Regions from separate parts of the Mus musculus genome. Here region 2 is linked to region 1. Evidence: chromatin loops called from intact Hi-C (ENCODE). Cell type or tissue: gastrocnemius. All regions are shown on one strand. Links, peaks and the distances in the headings refer to the core of each region. The heading gives the core; the rest is flanking DNA. Region 1 has its middle 62 kb from the start of Gm31482. Region 2 overlaps Cdca7l (cell division cycle associated 7 like).

The links. A loop is a pair of places that touch in the nucleus more often than their neighbours do. Peaks named below come from ENCODE experiments on the same cell type or tissue, not always from the same donor. Only the 100,000 strongest peaks of a DNase experiment are listed, where the experiment ranks them.
Region 2: a loop joins it to region 1, with 2.1 times the contacts of the local background. A loop is called at or near these places in 5 of 42 quality-filtered maps.

The regions. Positions count from the first base shown.
Region 1 is chr12:117,398,982-117,409,397 of GRCm38, forward strand. No RefSeq gene overlaps it. Among named protein-coding and RNA genes, the nearest start is that of Gm31482, 62 kb to the right of the region's middle. In gastrocnemius, for the core only: a CTCF peak has its summit at 4,728 (motif pointing right); a DNase peak (open chromatin) is centred at 4,736; H3K27ac peaks cover 484 bases.
Region 2 is chr12:117,848,429-117,858,844 of GRCm38, forward strand. All of the region lies in intron 1 of Cdca7l (cell division cycle associated 7 like), which reads left to right. Among named protein-coding and RNA genes, the nearest start is that of Cdca7l, 9.8 kb to the left of the region's middle. In gastrocnemius, for the core only: a CTCF peak has its summit at 5,135 (motif pointing left); a DNase peak (open chromatin) is centred at 5,129.

The DNA of each region.
Region 1 (10,416 bases), core at 3,565-6,064:
GACATTTCCTTATGAACCACCACCTGGTAGGCAGCTAGTGAAAAGGTCTATGCTGGTACAGGTCATTTCTTTGTGGGGCAGAAGCTGTCTCAGAGCAAGGGGACAAGGTTGAGTTATGGGAAATTTGGGTTTCAGAGTTCTCAACCTAGCCTGCTAGTGTCTCCATTCTTTCCCTTAGAATCCCACTGCTTTCCTGGTAGTGCCTTACTGAGTGTGCTAAGTTTTGTCTTGTTTTTAAAGCAGTGATGGTATTGACTTTGTCATAATAGCAGGTACCTAGTATACATAATTCAAGCACAATAGAAAGATACAATGTAATGTGTCATTCCATGACAAAAAGATACAATGTAATGCAGATTGTGTGGCTTAGAACAGCAAGAATTGTCTCTGAGGCATCTTTGAAGTCTGAAATCAAGAGCATCAGGGTTGGTTACTCATACACATATGCATACGTGTGTGTGTGTGTGTGTGTGTGTGTGTGTGTGTGTGTGTGTGTGTGTGTGTGTGCGAGTGTGCATGTGTGTGTGTGATGGTGTCATGTATCTTTTGAAGAATTCGGTTACCAAAAATCAAATCTTCCCCTGACTGTCTATATCACTTCATGCTAAAGGGAAGAGAGATCAACTCTGGGTTCAGGACTGAAGAATAAAATGGGGCCCCGGACCTTCAAGACTCTTCAAATACATGCAACCAATTCTAGACAAAGTCACTCAGTAAATGTTATGGTGAGTCTGGATTTTATTTTCTTTACTATAGTTAGACTGGGTTCGTAGCTTTGTGAGCTTCAGCTAAGTTGCCTCACTTCTGTGAGCCTCTGTTTCCCCACCTGTCCAATGGATATTAACACTTATCCAACACAAAGATGCTGCTGTTATCATCTAAGAGGCTGTAGAAATTAACAGGTGTCATTTTCTTCTCAAACAAGTCACTTTCTAGTTGCCTTTCCTTGATGTAACTATAGTGTGTGTGTGTGTGTGTGTGTCCATGTTCTCTGTGTGTGACTCTATGTCTTTGTCTCTGTCTCTCCTCCCTCTGTGTCTGTGCTGTGTGTCCCTCTCTTTCGCTATCAATCTCTGTCTCCTGTCTCTCTGTCTCTCTATGACTCTGTCTTCTCTCATGTCTTCACACACATAGAGGGGGATATATATATATATATATATATATATATATATATATACACACATATATATATACATATATATATATATATTATGTATACAAGTAGTCTATTTGCATGTATGCATGCATGCCAGAAGAGGGCATCAGATCACATTATAGATGGTTGTGAGCCACCATATGGTTGTTGGGAATTGAACTCAGGACATCTGGAAGAACAGCCAGTGCTCTTAACCTCTGAGCCATCTGTCCAGCCCCCTTAAGATTATCTTATTTTATGTATATCAGTATTCTATCTGCATGTACACCTGTATGCCAGAAGAGGGCATCAGATCACATTATAGGTGGTTGCGAGCTACTCTGTGGTTACTAGGAATTGAACTCAAGACCTACTGAGCCTTCTATCTCTTTAGCCTGGTTGCTCCTTTTGGAGGCAGAACCTTTTTCAGATCTGTCTCCTCACTTCTAGAAGTTGGCTGGTAATCTTTCATATTATTCAGGTTATTGATGAATTGTCCCAGCCCCTGTCCTCATGTTTGTTTGCATGGTGTTCTGTGCTGACACCCATTTCTGTTTCTCAGTTACCCCTTTCCAGAGAGCTCAAAATACCTTCATATTAATTTAGTGACTTACAAATGCCCTATTTCCCAGGAATGGCATAGTTATAGGTACAAGAACTTAAGACTTACATTTCTTCTTGGAAAATATAATTCAGTGCATAAGTATATTGCAGACTTCAGCGTATCAGCAGTTTATTGATGAGCTGACACTGTCATAGTGCTAGGAAGAATCAACTTAATTTAGTATATTTGTGTGTAATACTTTGGCTGTATTGTATTCTCCTAAAACTAGTTACTAAACACTGACTGGGCTCCAGATAAGAATCATGGATAGAAGATAAAAAGTTCTTCCAACATTGACTACCCCGGGCCCTTGAGTGCCCAAGGCCTGTGAACCAAACTGGCAGATTCAAAGGATATAACTCCAAACCCTGGGAGCTAAGACCCCATCACTTCATGCTTTGGAAGCTGGAGACTTGAAGCTCTAAGTACTATAACTGAATTTGTTATTCTGGGTGGCTATTGTAACCCTAACACTGGCAGCTAAGAACCAAGGCAGCAGACAGCAGCTAGCAGTGGAAGGTGGTGCCTGTCTGTACTCAGACCTACAGCAACAAGTGTTACAGCTTTCTGGAGCTAAGAGCCCAGCCCTTAGTCCAGAGTTCTGAAAGCACTAAACACTAGGATTTGTTAGATCCTTGGAATTATCCCATCAACTGGAGCCCACCATTGTCTTCTCTGGCTCTTCCTATTCTTTGGTCTGTCTTCAGCCTGGGCTTTCTGGCTTCACTCTTCTCTACTTCTCCCATAATCTGTTGTATCCGGTTCCTGAGGAGTACAAAAGAGGGTGTCAGATTCCCTAAAACTGGAGTTACAGACAGTTGTGGGCAGCCATGTAAATGCTAAGAATTGAACCCAGGTCCTCTGAAAGAGCAATCAGAGCCATCTCTCCAGCCCCTCGAGTGCCCTCTTACCATGACTATAATTCAGCTGATGCTCTCACTGTCTTCTCTTGTGTTGCCCCATCAGCACATGCTACTAACAAAAAGTAGGCGGGAAAGATACTTTGTAGAAGCCTTTTATTGGCCTAATGTTGCAATTGTTGGGAGACACAGGAGGCTGTCTTCCAGTGAACTCCTAAAGTGAGCTGAATAGCCCACTTACACAGCTAGAAATGGAGTACCCAGAGTGTTGGCTCCAATCACAGACTAGTGATTCAGGCAAATTAAAGACCCTATTTGAACTAATCATGGGTCTTCTGTGGGGCCCCTTGGAGGAGTGCTCCTCTACCCTGGACTGGGGCAAAAAAGTCAGAGTCACATAGAGTGCACAGAGTCTGTGATGTTAAAGTAGCTGGTGCCTGCTGCCCAAACAGCAGTGGCTGATTCCAATGTAGCTTCCTCAAGAAGTCAAACAAGAGTTAAAAGTGCTGGTAGCTTTTCACATAAGGCTTCTGAGGCATGGGGGTGGGGAAGGGTATAACAGCTGTTAACCAGGGAGTAGAACCCAGAGCCAAATCTTAGCTTATATAAGGAGAAATTGAAATTAAAAGGAAAGAGTAAAAGCTAACAGTGTCTGGTACTCTGCTGATCCTGAGATTGGCAAGAAAGAAAGGATCAGATCCACAATTGTCCAAATTAGAGTAAGCTGTATTTGAGTGCACCTGGGACTTGCCAGCCTTGTCTCCCCATAAATTGAGGCACCCACTCCTCTTGAAGTTCCTTTTATAAGAAAGACGAGGTATTCACAGGGGAGAGAGGTTAGGTAGTTATTCATTGTTTAAAAAAGATACAATTTAAGAGAAGAAACACACCATTGCATACACTAGCAAGATTTTATTGAAAGGACGCAGATGTAGCTGTCTCTTGTGAGACTATGCCGGGGCCCAGCAAACACAGAAGTGGATGCTCACAGTCAGCTAATGGATGGATCATAGGGCTCCCAATGGAGGAGCTAGAGAAAGTAGCCAAGGAGCTAAAGGGATCTGCAACCCTATAGGTGGAACAACATTATGAGCTAACCAGTACCCCGGAGCTCTTGACTCTAGCTGCATATATATCAAAAGATGGCCTAGTCGGCCATCACTGGAAAGAGAGGCCCATTGGACTTGCAAACTTTATATGCCCCAGTACAGGAGAATACCAGGGCCAAAAAGGGGGAGTGGGTGGGCAGGGGAGTGGGGGTGGGTGGATATGGGGGACTTTTGGTATAGCATTGGAAATGTAAATGAGTTAAATACCTAATAAAAAATGGAAAAAAAAAAAAAAAAAGAGAAGAAACAAAGGCAAGGGTAGATACCTCGAGAATGGGGTCACAAGCAGTTTACATCAGACCTGACCTACAGGAACTTACTCTTTTTTTGTTTTGCTTTGCTTTGCTTTGCTTTGCTTTGCTTTGCTTTGCTTTGCTTTGCTTTGCTTTGCTTTGCTTTGCTTTGCTTTGCTTTGTTTTGTTTTTGGAGACAGGGTTTCTCTGTATTATAGCCCTGGCTATCCTGGAACTCACTTTATAGACCAGGCTGGCCTCAACTCAGAAATCCGCTTGCCTCTGCCTCCCGAGTGCTGGGATTAAAGACGTGTACCACCACGCCCGGCTTCAGGAACTTACTCTTAATTACAAGTAGAAAACTTATTTAGCAAGGACTTAACTCAGGGCAAACCGACTTAGCTAAGATTTAGCATCAACAAACAGAAACTTCTTTTTAACTAACACAACCCTTAACCTGCAAAGTATATTTTCTGTTTTAATCTCCCATCAACCTGTGAGGCATTCGTTCCTGTTCTATTCTTATATAACAATGTTTAAACCCTGCCCCCCTGTCACAGGAGAGGTGGGTCCCTCTGGTCCAAGAATGCTATACTGAGTATATGTAAGTAGCTAAGAAAACGCCTTATCTGCTTTTTCTGTGTTAAAAATAAAATCCCCAATGTCACCTTGGACGATTACAGGGGAGTGCAGCACTTGGTTTCTGTGGAATCTGCAGGGAACTGCTGGGAGGGTGAGAGCCACAGTCTTCTCCTTGTCAGGTTTGAGGCAGTTGTGAACAGCAGATGTCGCTATTGCCTGCTGCAATTGTTCATGCTCAACAAAAACATCCTGGGCAAAAGGAAGGCAGACATGCAACGGAGAAGCCTCATTCAAGCTGGCAACGGTTCACCTCATTCTCTAAACCCATTCTCTAAACTTTCATCTACTTGCAATTTTTCCACTGCAAAATGTGAAGCTGTCTTGGCTTGTTGCTGGTCTTGAGTCTCTTCACAATCTTCCTCATTCTGCTGTGTGCTGACCCAGAAGACAGCTGATAAGGATCCAATGAGTCAGAAATTAGGGGCAGAGCCTGTGGAGATGAAGTCTGTATTTCCCTGTGTCTAGGATGCTTCAGTCAACGTCAGTCTTCTCTTGGGGGCACTATTGGAGCCGCATCTATATGGATGTGGCTCCCCTGAAGTCATGGCCAGGCCTTCAAAGAAGGACTAGTCTTCTCCTTTTATTGGAACTAAGTTCCAAATTCCCCACTGGGTCTGCATTTCAAGGCTGAATTTCTCTTTTTAAAAGAAGGATCTCCTGTGACAGTAGAAAGAAAAAAAGGGGAGGTGTAGTTATTCAAATGCCCCCTGTTCCCACTGTCCTGCACTTAGCCTCTGGGTTGGCAAGAGTGCTTGTCCTTGTGAGGCCTGACAGATGGGAGGGAGTCACACCCTAAAGGCCATGGCTCAGATAATAAAGTCCCCTCGCTTTTTTTTCCTCCCCCATCAGACAATCGTGGACAAGCAAGGGGAAATCTGAGAACTTTCTCAACTAGGGGAAGGATGGGTGGGACCAGAAGAGGAAATGGCACTGGTTTGGATGAGGAACAGAACCTCAAAAGTCAATATACAGGGCAGCACCTGGAGGGAAGAGGAGGAAGGGCCAGGCAGAAGGGAAGCCAGGGTCAAGGACAGCAGTCTGGCCACCTGTTTCAGATGTGGGTGGAGGCACTCGCAGCTACAGCAGTTTCTGTGGCGGCTTGGTAGCAGATCATCTGTTCTCATAAACTGATTAGGCACATGCCATTGCCAGGGGAGGTGGCCCAGGTCAGCCCTGACGTAAGTTACTCACATAGATAAAGTTATTCATAGGATTTTCTCAGTTTTACACTTGTTCTACCTATATATTTCTCCCTTTGAAAAATATTATGTTGTGAATGCACAGCAAAATGTGCTCTGGTTTGTGTGCCTTTCTAAGTGTTTAAAAAAAAATACCATGTGACTGAGGAGCCCTCATATCAAACTGGACCTGCCATCAACACAACCTTGGGAAGCTCTGCGTGTAAGTTCAGATTTAGGTCCCTCAGAGCAGGATCACGCCCTCATGTTTGAGTTCAGTGGCCAAGAAACAAGTAATAGTCAATTAGTAGATAGTGATTATCCGTGAGACTTCCATCCTCACCTGTGTAGAAAGACAGTCTACATAGGTAAGACAGATGTCATCTACCTCTGTACGAAGCAGCCTTTAAGATGGAGGGAAGAGCCTTCCAGAATCTGCCTGGGAAAGCTAAGCAGGTGTAAGGATAGGATGCTCTCTGTTGCTGAGGATCTCGTGTGAGCCTGCAAACAGACACCCATAGAGGAAGTACAAATAGCCATTGACTAGAGAGAAATGTTGGTGCCCACTGAGAGAGGGAGAGTGCCCACTTGCCTTGACCGGATGCACTCTGAATGAGAGTGGACAGAGGAGTCATGATGGTTAATGCAAGGCAGAACCCTAGGAGAACAGGGTCAAATGAAAACTGGCTAGGTCTTGAGCAAGGGTGTGTGTTGAATTGAAAATAACTGACTGGATACCTGAGAGACTGGGAGAGGGGGACTGTGAACACCCTAGGGGTCCAGCACCAGAGGTAGCAGGCAACTCCCTGGGACAGGTCTGAGAGGGTTCTTCTGAGAGTAAGCATCCCAGAGGGGAAGCTTAAGCTTTGAGAGATGATAATGAGAACCAAAGAACCTTCTGTCCTATACCAGAGAGTAGAAGCAGGTGACAGGCTCAGGTCACCATGCTAAGTGAACTCAAAAGGGGCAGAAACAAGGCAAGGTCCTTGGGGCCTGGTTTGGGACACATCTCTTCAACCACTCCATCTCCCTGTCCCTTCCATTTTGCTGAAAGGCTAGGCATGGTTGCTACCACTGCCCAGGTACAGGGACACCCCACAGTGGCAACAGTGTGCCAGCCCCTTTCCAGTTAGATTTCCTAAGCAGACATTAGAAATTAGAATATCCCGTAGAGGTGTTTTATTTAGGGTTTCTATTGCTGTGATAAGCACCATGACCAAAGCAACTTGGGGTGGAATGGGTTTATTTGGTTTACACTTCCACATCGTAGTCCATCATTGAAGGGAGTCAGGGCAGGAACTCACACAAGGCACAGGAGCTGATACAGAGGCCATGGTGCTGCTTATTAGCTCCTTCCTCCCCCACAATTTGCTCAACTTGCTTTCTTATAGAACCCAGGACCCAGCCCAGGGTGATACTGTTAAGAATTCCTCTAGGCTTTGCCCAACAGTTGCCTAGCAACAGCTGCCTGCCAGGTATGCACCAGGAGCAAGGAGCCTGGCATATAAGAAGACCACTCATTACCAAGCTCTATCTCTCTGTCTTTCCATCTTTCTATGTGCCCATGTCTCTCTATGTCTCTCTGTGTGTATGTCTCTCTCTCCATCTACTCCTCCCTCCTCTTCCTATATGTCTCCGACTAGCCTCTTCCCCTCTTTCTATACTCCCCTCTCCTCTCTCTTTCTGTCCTTCTCTGTCCCCCTTTCCCTGCCTCTACCCATTTCCAGGTCCTTGATCTGCTCCCTAACTCCCTTCCCCCAATAAACTTCCTTTTGCACTAGGCCTGTCGCATGGCTGATTCCTCAAGGAGAACACTTTGGCCGGGGCCATACGACCCACGTTATAATTCATAACAGTAACAAAATTACAATTATGAAGTAGCAATGGAAGTAATTTTATGGTTGGGGATCAGCACAACATGAAGAGCTGTATTAAAAGGGTCACAGCATTAAGATTTGATACCACGACTGCCTTATAGTCTTGCCTTCGGTCAGATCTTATGGGGGCATCTTCTCAATAGGAGTGCCTTTTTAATCTGTATCCAAACCAGACTGCCCAGAGGATGACCTAAGCTTCATCCCCTTGTACTTTAGTTGGCTTCGGGTACACTCTCAAGACTTAGACAAACCACGGAGGTTATCGTGTTGTACTTCAGTAGGTACAGCAGGCTCTTGAGTGATACACATGCTGAGTTATTACTCTACTGCTCTGCTTCGTCCTGGTCCTGGAACCGTGGCTCTCAGAGTGAGCTGGGAAACCTCAAAAGTGTAACTCTCAGATCCCTTTTGAATCAGAACTCTGGGGATGGGGCAAAGCAACCTTCTTAACTAGGGTGGTTGGTGGATGAGTCACTTCCGCTCTAAGACTAAGAACGTGCGGGAGAGGACAACTGTCAAGAGGTGTAGTGGTGGTGTTAATTCTTTTAGAATATGCTGAGGACGGGAACTCACTCAGAGCCTATCAAATTCCTCTTATGAGTAGTTCCTACCCCTCTCCCTTTTATGCTTCAATGGTTGGGGAGAAAGTAAAGGTGTTTTGTGTCCCCTTATCCTCACATAGAACGAAAATACACAGACACAGGGACAGACAACTCTGGTGACTGCAGCATGTGAGATGATTTTTCTCCAAATGCCTGGTTGAGCAGGGTTCACTGTGATCCTTCTCCTCCATGGTGGGTACTGAATTGATTAGCAGTTCTCCTTGGGAAAACAAGAGCCCTGAGTCTATCAGGAGGACCCTTTGGTCACCGAGGATTCCTACATGTAGTCTTATTCCAGTAATCTTTCTTGACCCCAGTGAGAGTGAAAGAACGATGCCACTGGTAGACCAAAGCCAGGATGGTTTCCAAACGCCTTCCATCCTGGGTCCAGTTTGTATTCTTGATTTATACTCTAAACTCACAAGATGGAGCAGGGAGGGCAAGTAACAGGAGCTGACATGTCATTCATCAGGTTGTTAAGGGCAACGACCATTGTCTCAGCTATTTCTCCCGATCATTCAGATCCAGGTACCGATGAAGCTATGCAGAACAAGCAGTGCTTTTAATAAATTGCTAAGTAAATCAACAAATCTGTGTGTAATAATTGGTTGTTTCTTCCTTATTCTCCTTCAGTCACTTCCGGATAAGCTGGTGCTGCTTTAGGTCTCCTCAATTTTTTTTTTTAAGTTAGAAGGCGGGGGTGATGTAAGCAGTACATTGGTGAGAGACTGAACAGCAGTGAGGGTCACCCCTCCTGAGTCTAGTTTATCTTTCAACTTTTCTTCTTCTTCTTCTTCTTCTTCTTCTTCTTCTTCTTCTTCTTCTTCTTCTTCTTCTTCTTCTTCTTCTTCTTCTTCTTCTTCTTTCCCTTCCCCTTCCCCTTCCCCTTCTCCCCTCCCTCTTTGTCTCTCTGTCTCTGTCTCTCTATTTTAATCTTGAAGAAACTGGTAATAGAGGACTTAAAAAAACCAAAGTGTTGGGGCTGGCTGGTAAAGATGTTGGAGAGGGGCCTCCTCTCAGCTGATTGCCCCTTGCCTTCCTGACCTCTCTTCTGGGCATGGTGGATATCCTGTTCAGCACTTCCTGCAGAATTCCTGGTGTTTCCACAAGCAAGTAGATTTTCAGAAAGCTGAGTTATTTCACAGCAGGACACTCAGGACCTTCACAAAGAGGAGCCCCTGGGAAGCTCCAAAGACAGCTTGCCATTTTCAAACTCTGAGCCCAGAAGTCACTTCCAAAGAGCATGATCAACCATACAGCTTTAGCTCTGGCTGGTGATAGCCAACAATGTCAGGGGTAGGGAGGGTGCCTGAGATTCTGAGATGACACCATCACCTGGACAGGGGCAAAGTTATCCCTTTCCTGCTAGCTGAATGTGTTACAAGCTTAGCTATGAGACCTCTCCTAAAATGCATGTCTTAAAGGCTTCATCCCCCGCACAGTGTTGAGAGATAGAGCTTTTAGCAAGTGATTGGATCACTCAGGCTTTGACTTAATCAATAGATTAATCAGCTGACATATACATGATCTGATGCTATTTGAAAGGAGTGGGTCATTTACTGGCAGCATGCCTGTAAAGGATATCCCTTGTCCCTGGTCCCTTCACACTCTCTGCTTCCTGGCTGCCATGAAGTGAACTGTCCTGTTACCCTCGTGCTTCCTAAAGTAATGTTCTGTGTCATCACAGCCCAGGGACAATGGTTCTATGTGACCATGGCCTGAAATCTCAACAACCATGAACCTTCCTTGAGGTTGTTGCTTCCTAGGCATTGTGTCGTTGTGACAAGAAATGATCTGTGTGATGCAGGTTGATGACTCCGGCCCTGACGGTTTCCATCCATTTCTAGCTTCCTACTGGACTTTTTGTGGCCCAAGCTCGAGCTTGAATAAAGAGACCCTAGTATGGTCGCATCGGAGTTGGCTCTTTGCTGGTCTTTTGCGATAAACAGGCACAACAGGAGCATCTCTGTTAGGTACCTCCTAGCAGCCAGAGGTTGGCCAGTAAGAAGGATTTTTGAGAGGGTATTGTGCTGCTTGCAGCCACCCAGTCTCTCCCCTGGAGAGTTGCCCTTGGTCTAGTGGGATCAACCTCACTTGCTTATAAGCAGCCCCCTCCTCCTAATCCAGAGCACACTGGCCAATAACTGAACTGCATGAGAGCATGGGGGCACTAGTC
Region 2 (10,416 bases), core at 3,597-6,096, 450 kb after region 1:
TTTAAATGTATCTTTCTTTGACGTTAGATATCTAGATGACAAACATAAAACTTTGCCCATTTTTATAAAGAGCTTTCGAAGAGATTGAAAATCAGGTATTTCTATGCTGTTTGCAATGAGTGGGTGTGGTCTGTAAAACCACACCAAGATTCATGTAACAATATTCACCTTTTGGTTTTGAGTTGCTTCAATAAACTTGAAGAAATAGGCATAACATCCCCGAGGCCTGCACTTGGGCCGACTGGGGTTGCTGGGTGTGGGAATGAAGTCTCTGGAGTTGTGGTCCCTGCAGATTATATCTGTTTTCTCCTGGAATGGTCTCCCTAGGCCATCCATCCTAAGAGGCAGTATGTTTGTCCTACCCCGCAGCTGGATGCCTTTCCTTCAAGAGGATGCAGAACGGATCCGTGCAGAAGGAGAGCACATTGCATGTTGGGCCTGTTGGCCTAAATTTTGAAGTGGTCTCAGCCCCTGCTGGAGACCTCCCAGCCACTATTATGAGGGCCTCAAAGTTATCCCGAGGGTAACAGGTAACCCCACAATCCAGCTCATGTGGCTAGTGAGTGGAGGGGCTCACCCCAGGCACAAGTTGAATATTTGTCAAACTGAAAAGAAAAAGGTGGTTGAGGGCTAAGTAGAGTGGTTGGATATGTGAATGGCTGGGTGGGTTATGGCTGGTTAGATATATGAGTGGCTGTGTGGATTGTGACTGGTTGGATATGTGAATGGATGCATGGGTTATGACTGGTTGGATATGTGAATGGCTGGGTGGGTTATGGCTGGTTAGATATATGAGTGGCTGTGTGGATTGTGACTGGTTGGATATATGAATGGATGCATGGGTTATGACTGGTTGGATATATGAATGGCTGGGTGGGTTATGGCTGGTTGGATATATGAATGGCTGTGTGGATTGTGACTGGTTGGATATGTGAATGGATGCATGGGTTATGACTGGTTGGATATATGAATGGCTGGGTGGGTTATGGCTGGTTGGATATATGAATGGCTGTGTGGATTGTGACTGGTTGGATATATGAATGGATGCATGGGTTATGACTGGTTGGATATGTGAATGGATGCATGGGTTATGACTGGTTGGATATGTGAATGGCTGGGTGGGTTATGACTGGTTGGATATATGAATGGATGCATGGGTTATGACTGGTTGGATATGTGAATGGATGCATGGGTTATGACTGGTTGGATATGTGAATGGCTGGGTGGGTTATGGCTGGTTGGATATTCCTAGCAACCTTAGGTTTTTCTGTTGAGCTGATGTAGTTCCAGTTCATGTCTGTCCCAAAGGCTTCAGGGTATCAGCCCTCACACTGAAGCTTTCTCATAAACCTCCAGGTTTCACTTTCAAAGTTTTGTGTTATTTTGCAGTTTACCCCAGGATGTGTGTGCTTGAATGTATACCTGTGTTATTAATTTTTAATTTGAAAGCACATTTCTGGGAATAAGTTCTTCCTATTGTATCCTGTCTGTGGTGCTGACGTAGAATTGCTGTGTGTAAAATTCTGGTGTCATTTACAATAAACCCTGAAATAGGAAAAGACAGCTTGGTAGGACATGGTAGTGTGGACTGCCTGTAATCCTAGAAGTGGAGAAACTGAGGCAGAAGGCCCAGTAATTCCTCTCTTAACACACTCCCCACCTCTAGAAAAAAAAAAAGGTGGGGAGGGGAAAGATAGTTCTATCCCATTTCCCTTCCTCACAGTTTGCTTTTCTTGGAAACTTCTCAACCAAAGGACATTAAATAGAGAGGAAATCAGACTTTTCCTGATCCTGAAATCCCCTAAGGGTTTTTAATGCAAAATGTCTAGTGTTCTTATTTTGGTTTAAAAGGGAGAATTAAGAAGAAATAATGTGTGTTTAATATGTTTAATAATGTTATTCTTTTTTCCCTCCTAGCAACTGACCCAGACATTTTTTTTCCTTTCAGGAAGGTGGGCTTTTGCTTTTTGTTCTTTTAATTTGTTTGTTTTTGTTATTGTTGTTTTAAAACAAGGTAGTTACCGCTTAGTTTCCCTCTTCCTCTATGGCAGAGCCCTTTGCCTGATTGTAGCACCAGCTCCTGCCCACTGCGAGCTGCAGGCTCTTAGCTAGAGACGGTCTGTGTCCTGATGACCTTTCCTTGAACTGAGTGGTCGTCATTAGGATTTTAGTGAGTGCCATTCATTCAGGCACAATGCCAAGAGCCTAGTGGAGTCAGCCGCCTGCATGCTACTCCATAGGTGACTGGGCTCACTTTGTTTAGTGACATTGTTCTTAGTAGGGTGCAAGTATGTCATGAGATTCACTCGGAATGGCTTTCTGCAGCCCAGCCGTTTGAAGAGCTGGCCCAAGTTGTCCTCTTGAGTGGGCCTGGGACAATGGTGGTGATCCCGCTGCCGACCGCATCTGGCGAGTGTGTAGGCAGCAGTGGATACAAACCAGATTGCTGCTTATGGGAGGCTTCCTGGTCCCTGCCCCTGCATGCCACCTTCTCTGGGACTTCTAGGCCTAATTTCTATGTATCAGACCACATTAACCTTATCTAATCATGGTCTCTCACCCTGACACATATGACCCTGTTTACCATTCTTGTTGGCTGCATGAACCTGGGAGGGTGGGGCCTAAAAGTGAGGCAATAGCCAGCTTTATTCAGAACATTATACAGTTTATGCTTGGAGGGTTAAGAGAAATTGCATGAGTAAGGTGTTCAATCACAAGGACAAGCAAAAAACAAACAAAAAACAAAAAAACCCCAAACTTTATATAGAGACATAGCCATAACAACAGCTGAAGTAAATTCACTCCTATCCCATATTCCTGGAAGAGGCACAAAAATCACATCCAAGAACAGTTCTGTGTTTTGAAGAAACTCAGGTCTCAGGTTTTCTCACAAGCACCCAGAGTTCTCCCATGACTGCATTCTTGGGCCGTATTCCAACATGACCTCTTCTTTGTTATTTTTCAAATCTCAACACACTTCCCAGTACATAGTAGATGCTTAATAAACAGGTGCTGACTGGCTGTCTCATGTGTGTATAGTGCCTTCTATTTCCAGAATGCTCGCCTTTCTGATCCAGTGTGGAAGGCACCAGGCCTCACCTCTTGTGTTTAGGGCTTTTTCCTTCAGGATTCTGCTTTGCTGGCTCTTTGAAACAAGCAAAGGATATTTACTTTGCCTCTGGTAGTGAACTATGAGAAGAAGCATCATGTATGTGTCCCTCTAGGTGGGATTCCTTAAATGCCATCATGTGATCATGGTACGTCATCCCTCTGCCCTGGCACCTGCAGGCCTTGTCAGGTGATCTGGTGTTAGAGGGGCCTGCAACAGAGCCTCTAGCTGGCTGGTGATGAATGAGAAACCATTTTTATTGTCAGCCTCTGGTAGAGGTATGAGTGTGTTTGATGTTCCGGTGTTTTTCAGTGATGGGCTTCGGAAGCGCTCTGTGGTAGTCATCCGAGTGACCTGGGGTCAGGATGGCCTATGAGAGCATATGTGTTTCTTTAACAGTGTCCCCTAGAAGCAAGTCATTTGTTCTGTTCAGACGCCAGTAGCAACTTAATGAAGTCACTGAGAGCAGCTGACCAGGTTGGTAATCAAGATTCATAGTCCGTGGGTGTGCTTCCCATCCTGGCTGCTGACCTCCCGGGCAGGGGAATTAAGCCAGCACTTCCCAAGTGGTTGGTTTGGTTGCTTCCTAGGTTATCTGCCAGAATTCCAGTTCACTGGCTATCAAATAGATCATCAGAGCCTAGAGGGTACCTGTGTGAACTGTCCCCTGATAGAACTAACTTCCTTCCTTTCTTCCTTCCTTTCTTTCTTTTTTTAAGACACTGGTAAAATACACAGAACTAAAAATGAGCTATGTCAGTCTGTTTGTTTTCTCAAGACAGGCTCTTGCTATGTAGTTCATGCTGGCCTGGAACTCACTGTGTAGTTGAGGCTGGCTTTGAACACTCCATACTCTAGCTGTGGCTTTTAAAGTTCCTGAGCTTACAGGTGTGCAGCAGGGGTGCATATGTGCATGTGGCATATGTATGTATGTATGTATGTGCATGTCTGTGTACTTAAAAAAAAGTTGACATCTGGTTTGCTCAATCTCTACCCTGTTTCTTGAGACAGTCTCACCTAGCTCATTTATGTCTAGACTGCTTGCTCAGGAAGTGCCGGGCATCCTCCTGCTTCGACTGACTGATCCATCTCCCCAGCTCCTATTTAACCATTTTAAAGCATGTAGATAAGAACATTTATGTTGTTTTAAACAGGCTTTCTCCTGAACCTTCTGGCATTCTCGGCTGAAGCTCTGTGTTTCCAGTGCCTTTCCTCTAGAGCCCCTTTCCCCCATGCCTTTCTCCTTCTCTGATATTTGACTATTCTGGGTATGTAGTGAAGTGGTACCATTCAGTATTTTACTGTTGTAACTGGAATATTTCACTAGGGGTAATGTTTAATATGTTCATATGTGTAATACTTGTATCAGACCTTTTACTTATTTTTATTTTTTTATTTTTTTGAGAAAGGCTCCCACTGCATAGTATTGGCTTGATACTCATAAACCTGACAGGCTTCAAACTCAGGCTGCCTGCCTCTGCCTCCTGAGTGCTGGGATTAGAGACCTCTTTCCTGCCATGCTTGGCATGCCCATCTCTATAAGAGATCACTACGAGTCATCTCCCATTTCTTAGTGGGAGTTTTTGTAGTCATTGAGTTCTACTTCTAGGTGTTATGTATCAGATCATATAATTTCCCCGTAGCTGCCTTTGCACCGTTTAGGACTTGTCTTTTGTAAATAAATTTTTTAATATATGTGCTGTCAAAGCGAGCACAGAAGATTTTTATACAGGTCAGAAGGTCATGGGTCAATCTTCAGCACCAGACAACAGGCGAAAGCTTTTAGTAAAGTCTAGTTTCCTGTGTCATTAATCCCCTGGTTTCTTCTAAGAGCCTCATAGACAAGGGTAGCTCATATTTAGTTTAGTTTAGTTTTGTTTTAATCTACGTTGAATTATCTTCTGTGGGTGGTTTAAGAGTCCAGCTTTATACTGTCTGGTGTAGGAACGTCCTTCCTGCCAGTAAGTGCTAGGATGCTTCTTCATTTCCCATCGGTCTCAGTCCATGCCAGCGCCATCTGCTGGGCTCCAGGAACATTGCAGTATGGGCTGAAGTCAGCAAGGGGGATTCCACAGCATCTTTTAAGTGGGGCTTTTCTATTTTGCCACGAATATTGCTGAAGTTTGGATGGGCTTTGTGTAAAATCTGCAGGTAGCTTTGAGCAATACAGGGTTCTCGGGGATGCTGTTTCTGATCCACCGACAGAGGAGGTGTGTATTTCCTGTGCCGCCTCTAAGTGTTCAGGTGTGTTTTGTAGTTGGGGTATTTGTAAGACTTCTGCCTCATTGCTTACGTCTGTTTTTTATGTCTTTGTAAGTGGAATTGTTTTGTGATTTCCTTGTCAGACCATTGATTGTTAGTGGCAGAAACACTGAAGTAGTAATTACTCTTTGACTTTATGTCCTGGAACATTACACACTGTATCTGCTAGTGCTGGTTGCTCTTCTGTGGACTGACTCTCTCTCTCTTTCTCTCTCTCTCTCTCTCTCTCTCTCTCACACACACACACACACACACACACACACTGCATCCTAACAGATGTGTCTTCCTTCTTCCATCCCCACCCAGATGTCCTTTATTTTGCTGTTTTTCTTGTCTGACATTTCCTTGAGAAATAAATGTCGTTTTTGTTTTGTTTTTTGTTTTTAATTTACCTTTGAGTGTAAATGTGGGTTTTAATGTGTTGGGTCAATCCCCTCTGTTATTGCTGACCCCCCCCACCCCGAGAAAGGGCAGTGAGTTTTTTCTGATGCCTTTTTTGCATTAGCTGTGTATTGGCCTCTTCCCCTTAGTTTCAGAATAATGCATTTAAATTTCGTATGTTAGCTGTTTTGCTTTGCAGCAACCTACCTCGATTGGTCTAGCGTGCATCTTTCTGCTGTTTTGCTGATTCCATTTGCAGGCGTCGTGGTGTATGTGAAGGTGTTGGGGTGTGTGAAGGTGTCCTGAGGGTATAAAGACTCTTGACCAGTCTTTATCTGACTTAGGTGCCGGGTAGCAGCCCCACGGGAGGAGTCAGGGGTGTTCTTTCCCTTTCAGTTTCTTTGGGAGAGTTTGGGGGCTGGCATTGATCATTGAACATTTCACAGAGTTCACTGCAGAAACTGCCATCGCCTGGCATTATTTTGGGGGACAGTTTGGATTACTGATCAAATCCTTAGTAGCTATAGGCCTGTTCAAATCTTTTGGCTATATGTTACCAGAAATGTATCCATTCCATCTGTGTGAGCATGCCATCAGCTGGAGGTCCCCTGAATTCTTTGTTTTTAAAACCTCAGTAAACTTAATATCCCCACTTTTATTTCCCGATTTAGTGGTTGGAGATTTCTCTGTGTTCTCAAGTCCGCGCACCAGAAGGCTTGTTAGTATTTGAAAAACCAACTTTGTTTTGTCTCTTACTCTCTGTTGTGATTTTTATCTCCTGTTTCGTGCCGGCTGTAATCTTTAGTAGTTCCTTCTGTTGGCTTTGAGTCTACTTTGTTGTGTGTTTTTCTGGTTTATTAATGTGTGGAGTTAATGGTCTCCCTTTAGTTTGTGCATTTACAGCTGTGCCTGTCCCTGACGCACAGCATTTGCTGCGTGCATGGTTTAGGGTGTGCTTGTTTCAAGGCACAGGATGGTGAGTAATGCTTACCCAAAATGCCTCAGGCCAAAAGCATCGATTTCATTGGGTATTTTCTTGCTTGTATGTGATAAGATATGTTTGGCGTGGAACTTGAGTCAGAACACAAAACTGAAGTGTCTTGTATGTGCCTTCTGCATATAGGCAGAATGTAATTTTCTTCAAAGTTTTAAATAACATCATGTATTCATAAAACTGTCATGTAATTACATGATACTTTCCCATTCATGACACCATGTGGCACTCAACAAAGTTTGAATTTGAAGTATTTCAGGTTTTGGATTTTTGAGATCAAGTGTCCAGCTTGTATTTCTTCATGTCTCTTGTGCTTTCTTCTCTGCCCCATTTGGGGCTGCTTGGGAGAATATGTGACTTTTGTATACCTGTGGTCTTGCCCGGTTTCCTGCTTCCGATTCCCACTTTAATCCTATTGGTTAGAAAAGACAGTTTGTACGGTGTTAGTTATTTAAAATGTATCATACTTATTAATAGTCTAGCATGTGGTTCGGTCTGGATAATGGATAATTTTATGTGTAAACTTGAGAAAAATATCTGCTGTTGAGTTAAGTGCCTCTGCCTTCAGTTTGGCTTACAGTTGTTGTTCAGTCCCTCTGCTTTCTTCTGGGCTGTGTACTATTCCATCCTTGTTTAAGGTGAGGTCTTGATGTCTACATCTGCATCTGTTACCATGGGGAATTGTTCCTCCCTTTTGTACACAGTGTTTGCTTCCTGTTTTTGGAGCTTTTATTTTAGAGCATGTATTGAAATTGTTATATTGTCTGGGTGAGTTGACTGTCTTGTTCGACTGTCTTGTTCACACTATCCCTGTAAGCTTTGTATATTATATCTATAATGTCTGACTGTAGCTACTCCCTCTCCTTTGCACTTCAAAACCTTTTCTGTCCTTTACTTTCAACATGTTTGTGTCTCTAGATTTGATGTGAGTCTTCTAATTAGCATTTAGTTGTATCATTAATTACACTAAAAAACAACAACAACAACAACCCCATTTTGCTGGGCTGGTGCTTAAAGCCAGGCATTGAAGCAGCGTACTAGCTAAGTGTTCTGCTACTGAACTGTATCACCAGCATTCTTTTTATTTTGAGAAAGGGTCTGGTTACTTGCTAGTGTGTAAGGCTTGAGATCTTCTGGCCTCAGCCTCTGGAGCATCTGAGATTGTGGACGTGCTACCAGGCCCTGTGTGTCTTTCACGTATGTCTTCTGTGTCTCTTACTTCGTGAGATGGCGTTCTCACCACGTAGCCCAGGCTCACCCTGCATGAGCTCTTGAGTGCTGGACTATGGATGTGCCTCAGCACTCTTGGCTCCTTACAGCCTTTCCATCTTCCCTTCCTTCCTGCTTTCTTTATGTTGATTTCTGGGTGATGACCCATTTTTAATCTGGTCACACTTTTTCAGTGCCTTCTGTCGATGTTTAGTGTGGTGCTGACCACGATAAATAACGCCCTGTATTGCAATAGTTTAATAATAACATCACTAATAAAATCTGCCCAGTGAATTTCCATTCTCTAGCCTATGTTGTCAACATTATAAAGGACATTCTTATTATTGATTCAAAAGTTTTCTAGTCCTATAGTTAATAAAACCAGCTAGAACCGGATTACAATACTACCTGCACGCGTTTCCATCTTTCCGAAGTGCTGTGTGGTTTTTGTATGGCTGAGTTGCTGTTACTTTTCTTTCAGTGTGAAGGATTTGATCTTCGATGAGTTCTAGTTGCTAATACTAGTGACAGTGAACTAGTTCAAATTTGATACCTGAAAATATGTTAGTTCCCATTCATTTTTGAAGGTTAGTCGTCCCCCCCCCCCCCCCCGCCAATACAGTATTTTTGTTAGACAGGGTTTCTGTCTGTCTGTTTGTCTGTCTGAACACACCCTGTGTGTTAAGTTTCTTTATCATTAGTTTTCAGCAGTTATACAGTGTCTCCGTTTATGTTTCTCCATTCATCCCGGTTGAGACTGGGCATGTAGCTCAGTGGTGGAGCACGAGCCTATCAGGTGAGCCGTCTGGGCTCAGTCCAGGACTGTAGGAGGAAAGACGTGAGAGCAGATGTATTCTGTGTGGAGGGCATTGTGCGTCATGTGTTTGTGTATTCATGTCTTTCATTAACGGAGACTGTGGACTGTTACTGTTTGTCAGATGCAGATGTGAGCAAACACCTACTTACCGAGCTAGAGAATCAGTGATACATAAAGATAGGATGCCACCGGAGTTCAATTAGAAAATAAATGAGTTTGTTAGGGTAACTTACAGAACCAGAAAATTACCAAAAAAGAAAGCTGTGTCAATAAAACCTCACAGCTGCTATGAAAACTGAAACACATTGTATTGGCAGGAGTCCTCTGTTGCTTTGTGGTGCCTCCTGACCCAACACATTGCAATTTTACGTACGAGGATCCATCTCTGGGTGATCTGGGTTGTTTTTCTGTATTATATATATTTTTTAATTAAGGTTTAACTCAAGACAATTCATCGTTTTAGTGTGTAGTTCTATGGGTTGCAAAATAAGTCTCCAGATGTATAAATACCACCTCGGTGAATTTTATCCCCCCTCTGAAGTTCCCTAGTGCTTACTTAAAGCCCTCATGTCTATTCCTAGGCCATTGTTGTCATGTGCTGTATCTAGGTTTTCGTTTTTGGAATCAAACAGGGTGCAGCCCCTTCCATACGGTGCGTTTGAGATTTGCCTGGGTTGCATGTCATGTTTACCCTTTTTTATCGCTGAGCCCTGATTTTTGTCTGGATAAATACCACCTTTGGTTTATCCCTCATAGATTTGTCTTGGTTTTGAAATACAGTAAGTTCTGTGTGAGCATACGTTTCCCCTCCCACCCCCATGTGTAGGATGGTTGAGTTCATGGAAAATGAGTATTTAACTCTTGTTAAAGTTAAACCATGAGTTCTGCAGGTCAGCCCACAGCACGTGGGTGCTGTTTACTCTGTGTTCCCTTGGCCCTTGGTTTGTTGTAGGTTTGAAGCTTTCCTGGTGAAGTATGGCGTAGTGTCCTCCGTGTAGAGTATCTCACTGTGCTTTTTGAGTAACATTTATGACCCCTCATGTGCTTGTTGCTCTCCGTGCCTTTGTGAATTTTCTGCTCAGACCCTTCGCCTGTGTTTTATTTGGGCTGTGATCTTGTTCCTGGGTTTTGAGGGCTCTTTACTTTGGATTTGGGTCCCCATTGGGTGTATGACCTGCACACGTTTCCCCCAGCCCAAGATTTTTCATTTTCTTGAGGCAGAGTCAACTGGGTAATCTAGATTGGCCTGCAGTTTGCTCTGTAGCTTCAGCTGGTCTTGAACCCTTGAGATCTTTCTGTCCCAGCCGTCTGAGTGCTGGGTTATAAGTGAGTATCACACCTACATAACCCCTTTCCAAAGAGCTCAAGTTACATTGTACTTCATGAATTATTAAAACCTGAGCTGTGAGATAGCTCATATGGGTAAAGTGGACCCAACTTTGATTCCCAGCACATATGTGAAAAAGCCATACATCGTGGCACATACCTGTGATCCTAGTACTGGGGAGGCAGGGGCTGTTGGATCCCTGGGGTTGCTGGACAGGTGAGCACCAGTTTCAGTGACAGATTGATTGAGGGGACTTCAGGGGTTAACCACTGGTGTCCATGTATATGTATGTGCACACACATGAACATGTACATATA